2 separate regions of the Homo sapiens genome follow, and region 1 is linked to region 2. A link is an interaction called in ENCODE POLR2A ChIA-PET data of the cell type or tissue named here. Cell type or tissue: Panc1. All regions are shown on one strand. Each heading gives the region's core, and the rest is flanking DNA. Links, peaks and the distances in the headings are about the cores only. Region 1 overlaps IGF1R (insulin like growth factor 1 receptor). Region 2 has its middle 16 kb from the start of LINC02351.

The links. ChIA-PET counts read pairs that join two places held together with the same protein. Peaks named below come from ENCODE experiments on the same cell type or tissue, not always from the same donor. Only the 100,000 strongest peaks of a DNase experiment are listed, where the experiment ranks them.
Region 1: POLR2A ChIA-PET joins it to region 2 with 13 read pairs; 2 of 35 experiments call an interaction of 5 or more read pairs at or near these places.

Annotation. Positions count from the first base shown.
Region 1 is chr15:98,760,043-98,765,427 of GRCh38, forward strand. All of the region lies in intron 2 of IGF1R (insulin like growth factor 1 receptor), which reads left to right. Among named protein-coding and RNA genes, the nearest start is that of MIR4714, 22 kb to the right of the region's middle. In Panc1, for the core only: no CTCF peak of the experiment used is centred there; no DNase peak of the experiment used is centred there; H3K27ac peaks cover 939 bases.
Region 2 is chr15:98,433,875-98,439,259 of GRCh38, forward strand. It overlaps the pseudogene FAM169BP. Among named protein-coding and RNA genes, the nearest start is that of LINC02351, 16 kb to the left of the region's middle. In Panc1, for the core only: no CTCF peak of the experiment used is centred there; no DNase peak of the experiment used is centred there.

The DNA.
Region 1 (5,385 bases), core at 225-5,224, 330 kb after region 2:
TTAAATTGAGCATCTGACTGGGCGCGGTGGCTCACGCCTGTAATCCCAGCACTTTGGGAGGCCACGGTGAGTGGATCACCTGAGGTCAGGAATTTGAGACCATCCTGGCCAACATGGTGAAACTCCTGTCTCTACTTAAAAAAAAAAAAAATGCAAAAACTAGCTGGGCATGGTGGTGCACATCTGTAATCCCAGCCACTTGGGAGGCTGAGGGCAGGAGAATGGCTTGAACCTGGGATGCGGAGGTCATAGTGAGCCAAGACTGTGTCATTGCACTCCAGCCTGAGCAACAGAGAGAGACTGCCTCAAAAAAAAAAAAATCCGTTTACATAGTGATAAATAAAGTAATTACTATAGTGGTGGCATTCTGCCTAAGTCATCTTGAAAACTGAATGCAAAATCTTTTTAATAGCTCCATAATGGTCTCTTGAAGTGTTACAGATTTTTATAACGATAGCTGTAATACAAGTGCCTTTATTTACTGTGAGACTTGAACATTTTGACCATTTACATGGGTACTTGTGTGTCTCCAGCTGAGCTGAGTGCATGTCGCTGCGGCATTGCAGGCGTGTGTGCATGTTGGCTCTTGCAACGGGGCGTCTGCCAGGGGTTGTCTCGGGCAGGAGAAGGAGGCCAGACTGGCACCACTTGTAGTGATTGGAATGTGTCTAGTCCAGCTCTTCAGTTCCATGTAGGAGGTTTTAGGATGGAGATTGTGTTTTGGGAACTCCAAGTCACTGTCCAATTTGGAGAGTATTATGTAAGAAGGCTTATGTTTTCTGATTACCCATCCTTCGATACAGACCAAATAATACCACAGTGATAAAAATGGGAAAGGAGCTGTCGCTCAGCTCTTCTTGGCCGTGTTGTTTGCTTTTCGATGTCTAATTTATGAAAGCATTTCAAAGTGACATATATACTGAACAGCTTCGTCTTGCCAAATGTAAAATAAACTGGAGATGAGTTTAGCACAGAGCTTTGTAGATTGTTGTCCTCTTGGTAGAGTCGGGGCCTAAACACCACCTGGCCTCTGTGCCAGTGGACAGGTGACCTGCCTGTCCTACTGCTGGTCTCTGCAGCTCTCTGTCTTGGGCAACCCTGGCTCTGAGTTCCAGAGTGTTCTCCAGTAGGAGAGTCTGCAGGGGCACTGTGGAGCACCTGGGTATGTGCACATCTGTTGTTGGCTGGCGTTGTCTCTGATGGCTTGGGGTGTCACAGAGACATGACAGTACTGTCACTGCATACCTCTCAAGCTTTTGCTGAGTCCTACATGAGTTGCAGGGGCAGAGAGGGAGGGAGAAAACAATGCCTAGCCACACTGAGAAAGGGGAAAGTGCTACAGAGTCCTGGAAGGAAGCGAGGATGGACATGGACGGGGAAGCATTCATACCAGGCAGGAAAAGTGACTTCATGGACCAGTCACAGAGGACAGGGCCAGGGATCAAACCTTCCGTAATTTGCCTCCACAGTTTGTCTGAGACTGGCTACCTGGTTGAGTCTGCCAGAGCCCTGTGTGCAGGTACTACCACTCACTGTCACCTCCAGGCAGGAAAGGCCATGTGAATGCATGCATCTTTGCAGGAACTTGCCCCTTTCCACTGAGGTTTGAGGCAGACTCCAACCACATTTCCATCCAGTGGCTTAGTGGTCTTACCCGTGAGCTTGAACTGTTGTCCCTGCCAGGACAGTCTTTGCCTCTGTAAGTATCTCCATATTCCTCCATCCTTTCAGGTCCCATTCAGTCCCTAGGTCCTCCATGATGGAATATTGGTTGATGCACTTATTCCACAAACATTTGTTGGCCACCTTTCAAGTGCCAGACAACCCTTCTAGGTATGGAGGGGTACAGTGATGAGCAAGCCACTGTTTCTGGCTGCAGAGGGCTCACTGTTTAGTGGGAGAAACAGACAAATCATACATCTTAACTACACTGCCCTTGATTGCTCTTTACCTGTTATATCAGTCGATCTTGCCTGCCTAGCATTTGTTCCCTGTTTGGGGGCCTGTATGATGTTCGTTTGGATACCTCAGGGTACATTTTCCCATCTTTGTGATGATGTAGCTCACTTGGTCTGAATGATATGTAATCCTGCACATGTAGAGTGACCATTATATTTGCATAAATAGCATTGGAGGAATATATAAGAAATGAATAAAAGTTGTTATATCATTTGATTTTTCTTTTCTTTTCTTTTCTTTTTTTTTTTTTTTTTGAGATGGAGTCTGGCTCTGCTGCCCAGGCTGGAGTGCACTGGCACGCGCATAGCCCATCGCAGCCTCAAACTCCTGGGCTCAAGTGATCGCCTGCCTCAGACTTCATTTTGATTTGTGAACCTCGTGATTCTATTACTTGTTCCACAAAAAATTTTAAATGAAAAAATATTTCAAAAATACATATATTCCGGCCAGGCATAGTAGCTCATGCCTCTAATCCCATCACTTTGGGAGGCCAAGGCAGACAGATCACCTGAGGTCAGGAGTTTCAGACCAGCCTGGCCAACATGGTGAAACCCCGTCTCTACTGAAAATACAAAAGTTAGCTGGGCGTGGTGGCACGTGCCTGTAATCCCAGTTACTCGGGAGGCTGAGGCAGGAGAATTGCTTGAACCCGGGAGGTGGAGGTTGCAGTGAACCGAGATTGCATCATTATGCTCCAGCCTGGGCAGTGAGTGAAACTCTGTCTCCAAACAAAACAAAACTAAAACAAAAACAAAAACAAAACAGGCTGGGCACGGTGGCTCATGTCTGTAATCCCAGCACTTTAGGAGGCCGAGGCGGGCCGATCACAAGGTCAAGAGATCAAGACCATCCTGGCCAACATGGTGAAACCCCATCTCTACTAAAAATACAAAAATTAGCTGGGTGTGGTGGCAGGTGCCTGTAGTCCCAGCTACTCAGGAGGCTGACGCAGGAGAATTGCTTGAACCTGGGAGGCGGAAGTTGCAGTGAGCTGAGGTCGCACCACTGCACTCCAGCCTGGCGACAGAGCTAGGTTCCATCTCAAAAAAAAAAAAAAAAAAATTCCTCCACAACATATATTCCAATGTTTAGTTTTTCTGTTACAGAGATCACATGTACTCTAACTTGTCAACTAAATTTAAAAGGAAAAGACAACTTTGAGAGAAAATTAAAACCAATGCAGTGTGTGTAAATGCCATTTTGATAAGCTCTTATTTCATGTTGACATATTCTATGGTGCTCGTCTTACATAACCTAGTTAGGGAAATGTTTTGTTCCAGTCTGGCTTTGTTTTTCTTCATGTGTTTAGGTCCTTCCACTTTCCTTTTGTTAATTTTTGGTGTTGTACTTCAGGAAATGAATTGAGGGTTGCAAATGACCTGGAGGGCCTTAGTTTGTTTGCTTGTTTGATTTTAGCAACAGTCACCGTGGTACACCTGACGTGGCTGGGACTCCTGATTTTTTTTTTTTTTCTTTTTGAGAACAAAGAATGTGTCCTTGTCTTGGCATGGACTGGGTAGCCTTGTTCACCTCCCCACCCATCTCTCCTTATTGGTGAGGCATTGTAAACCGTGTTAACAGGTAGCATCCACAGAACCCTGGAAAGGTTGTGAAGTCCCTTTGGAAGCCTAAGGGTTTTGATCTCATCCAGGTTGTAATCTTAAATTCTGGTACAAATTCCCTTGTTACAACTGGGTTAAGTGGTTTTAACCTCTTTTGTGCCTTCATTTTGAATGCTTAGACTGGAAAGTCGTTCAGAGACTCCTGACCGAATAAAGCCTACTTCCAAATGAGTGGGTTGTCCAGGTGTGCTTGTAGATGTCACATACTTCTAACAAGGCTCTGCAGCTGCGATGTCACCTTGCCCAGCGTGACCTCATTAGCATGTATGTGGCTTTCAGTGGCCATGTACTTTGCTTCTAGAGCTTTCTTTCCCATTCTGGGTTCTTAGGAGGGGGCTGTGCTTTGTGTGTGGCCAGGCAGAAGTCCATGTTTTAGCTTTTCAATTCTCTTGAAGAAAACAAATGTTGTTGATAAGAACACTTGTCATGGCATCCGATTTGTTCTTGTGAGGGCTGTATTAGCAATAAATAGACATTTAGTTTGCATATTTAACACCTCATCTTCTTTCAGCCCACACGTCTTCACTACAGGATTAGCTTTTCATTACTTAGTAGAGCTTTTAATTACCTGAAGCTTTCGTGTCTTTACTGGGATATAACTTTTCTCCTTATTAACCAGAAAAAGTCACAGAAAATCTTGTAATTTATAATGGAATGGAGTAATATTCACAAACAGGCTTTGGCAGGATTTTTTTTGTTATTGTGTTTTTTGTTTTTGTTTTTTTGTTACACTAGTTTTATCACAAGACAAGAAAGAGGGGAACTTTTAGAAATAAAAATTATGTGCTAAAATAATTAACCTTCCTGAGTAACACACACAGAATGTTGGTATAGTGTTTGCACCAGAGGAATTACATATGGAAGAATGCTGGGATCTTTTACCAAATAAGGGAAAGTAGAGTTCATTACAAATAGAGGCTTCTAGCACAGAAAAGAGGACATTTTATAAGTACTGTGAAGCATTTTCAGAGATAATTAAATAATAGAAAATATTAAACCAATTTAAACAATTTGTAGTTTTTTTCTAATAACCAGTAAGTTCTTCGTCTTCGAATAATTCTTTTATACTGTTCTATTTCCAGCTCCACTGAGTGCCCCTGTGTTTTCAGAGAAAACAGGAGTCTGTTTTGGACTTCCTCTTTGGTATATATGGTGGGAGATTTGTTTAAAAAATTTTTTTATAGAGGTAAAATTCATATGACATAAAATTGTCCATTTAAAGGTGAACAACTCAGTGACATCTAGTATATTCATACTGTTGTGCAATTGCCATCTCTATCTAGTTCCAAAATACATTTGTCATGCCGCAAGGAAAGCCTGTACCCCTTAAGCAGTTAATCCCCATTCCCCTTTCCGCTCAGCTCCTGGCAACCACCAGTCTGCATTCTGTTTCTATGGATTCACCTATTTTGCATAGTGCATATAAATGCAGTTATATAATATGTGACCTTTTGTGTCTGGCTTCTTTCACTTAGCATAATATTTTTAAGGTTCATCCATGTTGTAATGTATCAGTACTTCATCCCTTTTTATGGGTGAATAATAGTCCATTGTATCCAGTTGTATCCAGAAGATTTGCTTTTCATTGCCTAACTTCAGGGCTTCAGACACCTCAATCTTTGTTCTGAGATGGATGTAAACTTAATGTATATCTCTCTCTCTCACCCAATGATCATGCCAACACCTTTTTTTTTTTTTTTTTTTTTTTTTTTTGAGACAGTCTCGCTGTGTTGCCCAGGCTGGGGTGCAGTCTTGGTTCACTGCAACCTCTGCCTCCCAGGTTCAAGTGATTCTTGTGCCTCAG
Region 2 (5,385 bases), core at 60-5,059:
TGAATTTATTTCTTCCTCATCCCGAAGGGCTTGTTCTCAAAGACTTTCTGGAACAAAATACCCAATGCTGGGAGAGTCTCAAAACCCTGCTTCCTGAAATATAACCTGTTCGAAGGCTCCGTGCATAGCAGTGAGTGTCCGTCACCACTGCCAGACCCTGGTCCGGAATGCAAGCTTCCGAGTGACTATGGACTCCCTGCCTGAGCCCATTCGTGAGTGTGGGGCAAAGCAGCCCTCAGGACAGTGTGACTGTTACAGGGCATGTGCATCTGGCCACTGCCTTTGAAGAACGTGGGATCCAGAAACAGCCTTGTTCTAAGTCATGACTTCTTTGTGGATTTCCCACGTTGATTTCGGAGTCAGATCACTTTCTCCCCAGTAACTCCTTTTAGATGGGAATGAAAGAGCAAGCATTTAAAAAAAACACACAGCCGGTCGTGGTGGCTCACACCTATAATCCCAGCACTTTGGGAGGCCGAGGCAGGTGGATCACCTGAGGTCAGGAGTTCGAGATTAGCCCGACCAACATGGAGAAATCCTGTCTCTACTAAAAATAATTTTTAAAAATCAGCCAGGCGTGGTGGTGCATGCCTGTAATCCCAGCTACTCGGGAGGCTGAGGCAGGAGAATCGCTTGAACCCAGCAGGAGGAGGTTGTGGTGAGCTGAGATCGAGCCATTGCACTCCAGCCTGGGCAACAAGAGCGAAACTCCATGTCAAAACACACACACACACGGACACACACACACACACAATATTTACTACTGCAACTGTCTTGCTTTGTTCAAGCAACAAAGAGAAAATAATTGGACATTGTCAAAATTAAAACTAGGCCAGCATGGTGGCTCACACCTGTAATCCCAGCACTTTGGGAGGCTGAGGAGGGAGGATCACTTGAGATCAGGGGTTTGAGACCAGGCTGGCCAACATGACAAAACCATCTCTACGAAAATACAAAAATTAGCTGGGCATGGAGGTGCACGCCTGTAGTCCCAGCTACTGGGGAGGCTGTAGTGGGGGGGATGGCTTGAGCCCGGGAGGCAGAAGTTGAAGTGAGCCGAGATCACCCCACTGCACTCCAGCCTGGGCGATAGAGCAAGACCCTGACTCAAAAACAAACCAAACCAAAACAAAACAAAACAAAATTAAAACTGTACTTCAAATGACATCAATAAAATGAAACGAGAAACCAAAGAATGGGGAAAAAAACTGCAAATCGTATATCCAAAAAGGGATTAAAATCAGAATTTATAAAGAATTCTTACAAATCAACAAGATAAAAACAACGCAATTCAAAAATAAGTGAGGATTTGAATAGACATTTCTCCAAAGAAGATAACACAAATGACTGAAAAGCTGTTTGACATCAGTAGTCACCAGGGCAATGCAAATCAGCACCACGGTAAGATGCCACTTCCCACCCACTAGGATGGTGGCTGTATCAAAAAGACGGAATAGGCCCCGGGCGCGGTGGCTCACGCCTGTAATCCCAGTACTTTGGGAGACCGAGGTGGGTAGATCACGAGGTCAGGAGTTCGAGACCAGCCTGGCTAACATAGTGAAACCCCATCTTTACTAAAAATACAAAAAATTAGCCAGGCATGGTGTCAGGCGCCTGTAATCCCAGCTACTTGGGAGGCTGAGGCAGGAGAATCGCTTGAACCTGGGAGGCGGAGGTTGCCGTGAGCTGAGATCACGCCATTGCACTCCAGCCTAGGGGACAAGAGCGAGACTTTGTTTCAAAAAAAAAAAAAGATGGAATAAGTGTTGGCTGGGATGAGGGAAGCGGAAACCCTCATACCTGGCTGATAAGAATGTAAAATGGTGCAGGGACTTGGAAAAATAATTTGGCAGTTCCCCAAAATGTTAAACATAGAGTTACCATATGACCCAGAAATTCCACTCTCAGATGTGTACCCAAGAGAACTGAAAACATATGTACACACACAAACTTGTATTTTGTTTTTTTTTTTTTTTTTGAGACGGCGTGTTGCTCTGTCGCCCAGGCTGGAGTGCAGTGGCACGATCTCGGCTCACTGCAAGCTCCACCTCCCGGGTTCATGCCATTCTCCTGCCTCAGCCTCCCGAGTAGCTGGGACTGCAGGTGCCCGCCAGCACGCCCGGCTAATTTTTTTGTATTTTTAGTAGAGACGGGGTTTCACCGTGTTAGCCGGGATGGTCTCGATCTCCTGACCTCGTGATCCACCCGCCTTGGCCTCCCAAAGTGCTGGGATTACAGGCGTGAGCCACCGCGCCCGGCCATAAACTTGTATTTGTGTATGTGTATATTCATGGCAGCATCATTGATAACTACCAAAACCTCAAATCAATCCAAATTACATCACCTAGCGAATGCCAAAATACAGTGTTCTACATCCATACCACGGGACGTTATTTGGCAATAAGAAGGAGTAAGAACTGATGACACGCACCACAACACGGATGAACCTTGGAAAAATTATGCTACGTGAAAGATGCCAGCTGTGAAAGACCCCGTATTGTGTGATTCCACTTACATGACATACCCGGAAGAGGCAAATTTATATATAGATTAGTGGCTGCCGAGGGCAGGAGGAGGGGGTAAGTGGGGAGTGAGAGACTCATGGGCGCAGTATTTCATTTTGGGGCACTAATGGTGGTGATGAGGGCACAGCTCTGTAAATATACTAAAAATCATTGCATTATTACTTTTTTTTTTTTTGAGACAAGGTCTCACTCTATCACCCAGGCTGTAGTGCAATGGCACGATCTCCACTCGATGCAGCCTCAACCTCCCGGGCTCAAGCAATCCTCCCACCTCAGCCTCCCAAGTAGCTGGGACTATAGGCGCAGGCCACCACACCCGGCTGATTTTTGTATTTTTGTAGAGTCAGAGTTTCACCACGTTGGCCAGGCTGGTCTTGAACTCCTGAGCTCAAGTTATCCACATGCCTCTTCCTCCCAAATTGCTGGGATTACAGGTGTAAGCCACCTCGCCGGGCCTGAATTATTACTTTAAATGAGGGAACTTTAAGGTTTGTAAATAATATCTCAATACAGCTGTTAAAAAATAAGAGACAGGAACACAGAAAACCGAAAAATAAAATTGATTTAATAAAAACAACACAACACACACAAAGATGTGCATTATGGGCAGTCCTGCACACACTGCTGGAAGGGACCCCTGCACACGGCCTCACAGCTGGCATGGACTGGGCAGGAGGTTGCTCTCAGTTCCACGGCATTGCCTTCTAACTTGTGTGGTCAGTACATATGCCCTTAAACAAAGCCATCAATACATCAGCTGTTCTTCCCTGAGAGGTTTCTTTTATTGAATAGTAACTTCATCAAACCCCTGAGACATTTTTAAACATTTATTTTCATGTAAACACAAAATACTAACCATTCATCTCAAATAGCACAATGCTCACAGCACACACATCCCATGTGAAAGGTTACATCTGACACCACACACAGGGCACCCTCTAGGCTGTAGACTTCACTCTCCTTTTATGGTCTGTGCCACCTGCACAGAGAGCCCAAGTATAAGGGGCAGGGGGGAGGCAGGCTTCATGATGTCTCCATATGAATCTCTAAACTATATTTCTAGTCAATTGGACCCTTCCATCTTTGTAATGGGTGCAAGAGAGATGAAAACTCCAGTGGAACACTCCAGAAGAGATTCCTCCAAAGAGAAGAGAGTTTCCTGAGGCCAGTATCCATACCTCACTTATATCCCCTGTCCCCAGCACAGAGCATGTCCCTGAGAAAGCATGCTGAATATCTGTTGTACAACAGAATGGATGGATGGATGGATGGACGGATGGATGACGGATGGAGGATGGATGGATGGATGGAGGATGGGTGGATGGATGGATGGATGGATGATGGATGGATAGAGGATGAATGGATGGATGGAGGATGGACGGATGGATGATGGATGGATGGATGATAAATGTATGGATAGATGGATGGCTGGATGAAGGATGGATGGATGGATGGATGGATGGAAGATGGAGGATGGATGGATGGATGATGGATGGGTGGATGGATGGATGGATGGGTGGATGGATGGATAGATGGATGGATGGAGGATGGATGGATGGAAGATGGATGGAGGATGGATGGATGGATGGATGGATGGATGATGGATGGAGGATGGATGGATGGATGATGGATGGAGGATGGACGGATGATGGATGGATAGATGGATGAATGGATGGATGGAGGGATGGATAGATGGATGATGAATGGATTGAATAGATGGATGGTTAGGTGGATGGATGGATGATGGATGGATAGACGGATGGATGGACAGAGAGATGGACAGCTGGGTGCATGGATGAATAAATAACAGGTCCCACCATGTGTGTCCTTTGACTGCTCAAGGGAACAGACGATATATTCCCAGAACTTGGGACTGTTGGTAGTCTCCTCATCAGGCCACAGGAGGGGCTTTATTACATCCTAAAAAGGTAAAACCCTCTTCTTCTGTCAACAAAGTAACCAGGCAGCCCAGGGCTGATCCTGCAGCTGAACTCCAATGGCAAGGAGCAGAGGCAGCAGGGCCCCTGGCTTCTCCAAAGTCAGTGATGAGCACAGAGGGGTTTGGGATGTCCTCGGCAATGGGATTGGATTTGCATTTTCCCAAAAGCAGGGGCAAGAACTTGGGTCGTCTGCCTCAAGAGGGCCTGACCAGCTTTCTCTGGGAAAAATCCTACTGAAATCAGCAAGGCTGGGCCCAATAGCAGAGAAAGCACCACCCCACCTCTCGGGGAGCAGGCTTTGGGCTCCCTAAAGCAGCCTGGATTTGCGCCCCACCCTTGAGGAGGGCAGGCGGCCCTGGGACAACTCTGCCTAGCCCATTGGACCTGGGGCCTAAGAGCAGGTCCTTGTCTCTGCATCCCAAGAGCGGCCATACACTATAGCGACCAAACAGGGCTCCATCAGTATTTGAGAAGGGGGAAGCCAATGTCACATTCGAGCCAGGCTATCATTTTCAGTTACTTTTACTACCACAAGACTTTCCACTCAAGGCCACCAATATTCTAGAAGCACCATCTGCCCAAATTCCTACCCAGTACTTCCCATATGAGCTCTCTGAGTGCCTTCTGTATACCAGGCCAGAAGAGAGCTCCAGGCCTACAGTAGGCACCATCCAGCCACTGCCCCTGCCCTCAAGGCACTCATGTGCCTTGAGGCACATCAGCACTGATGTGGCTGAAGCCTCCCGGGAAAGGACACGTGTACCCCTGCAAACCTCTTTGGTGTCCGGAAAGGACACGTGTACCCCTGCAAACCTCTTTGGTGTCCGTGGTCTCACGGCAACAGCAGGGCTGGCATGCACAAACCTGCAATGGGTTTCTACAGCCCAGATGGAACGGGTGTGGCCCCTTCCTGAGCATCT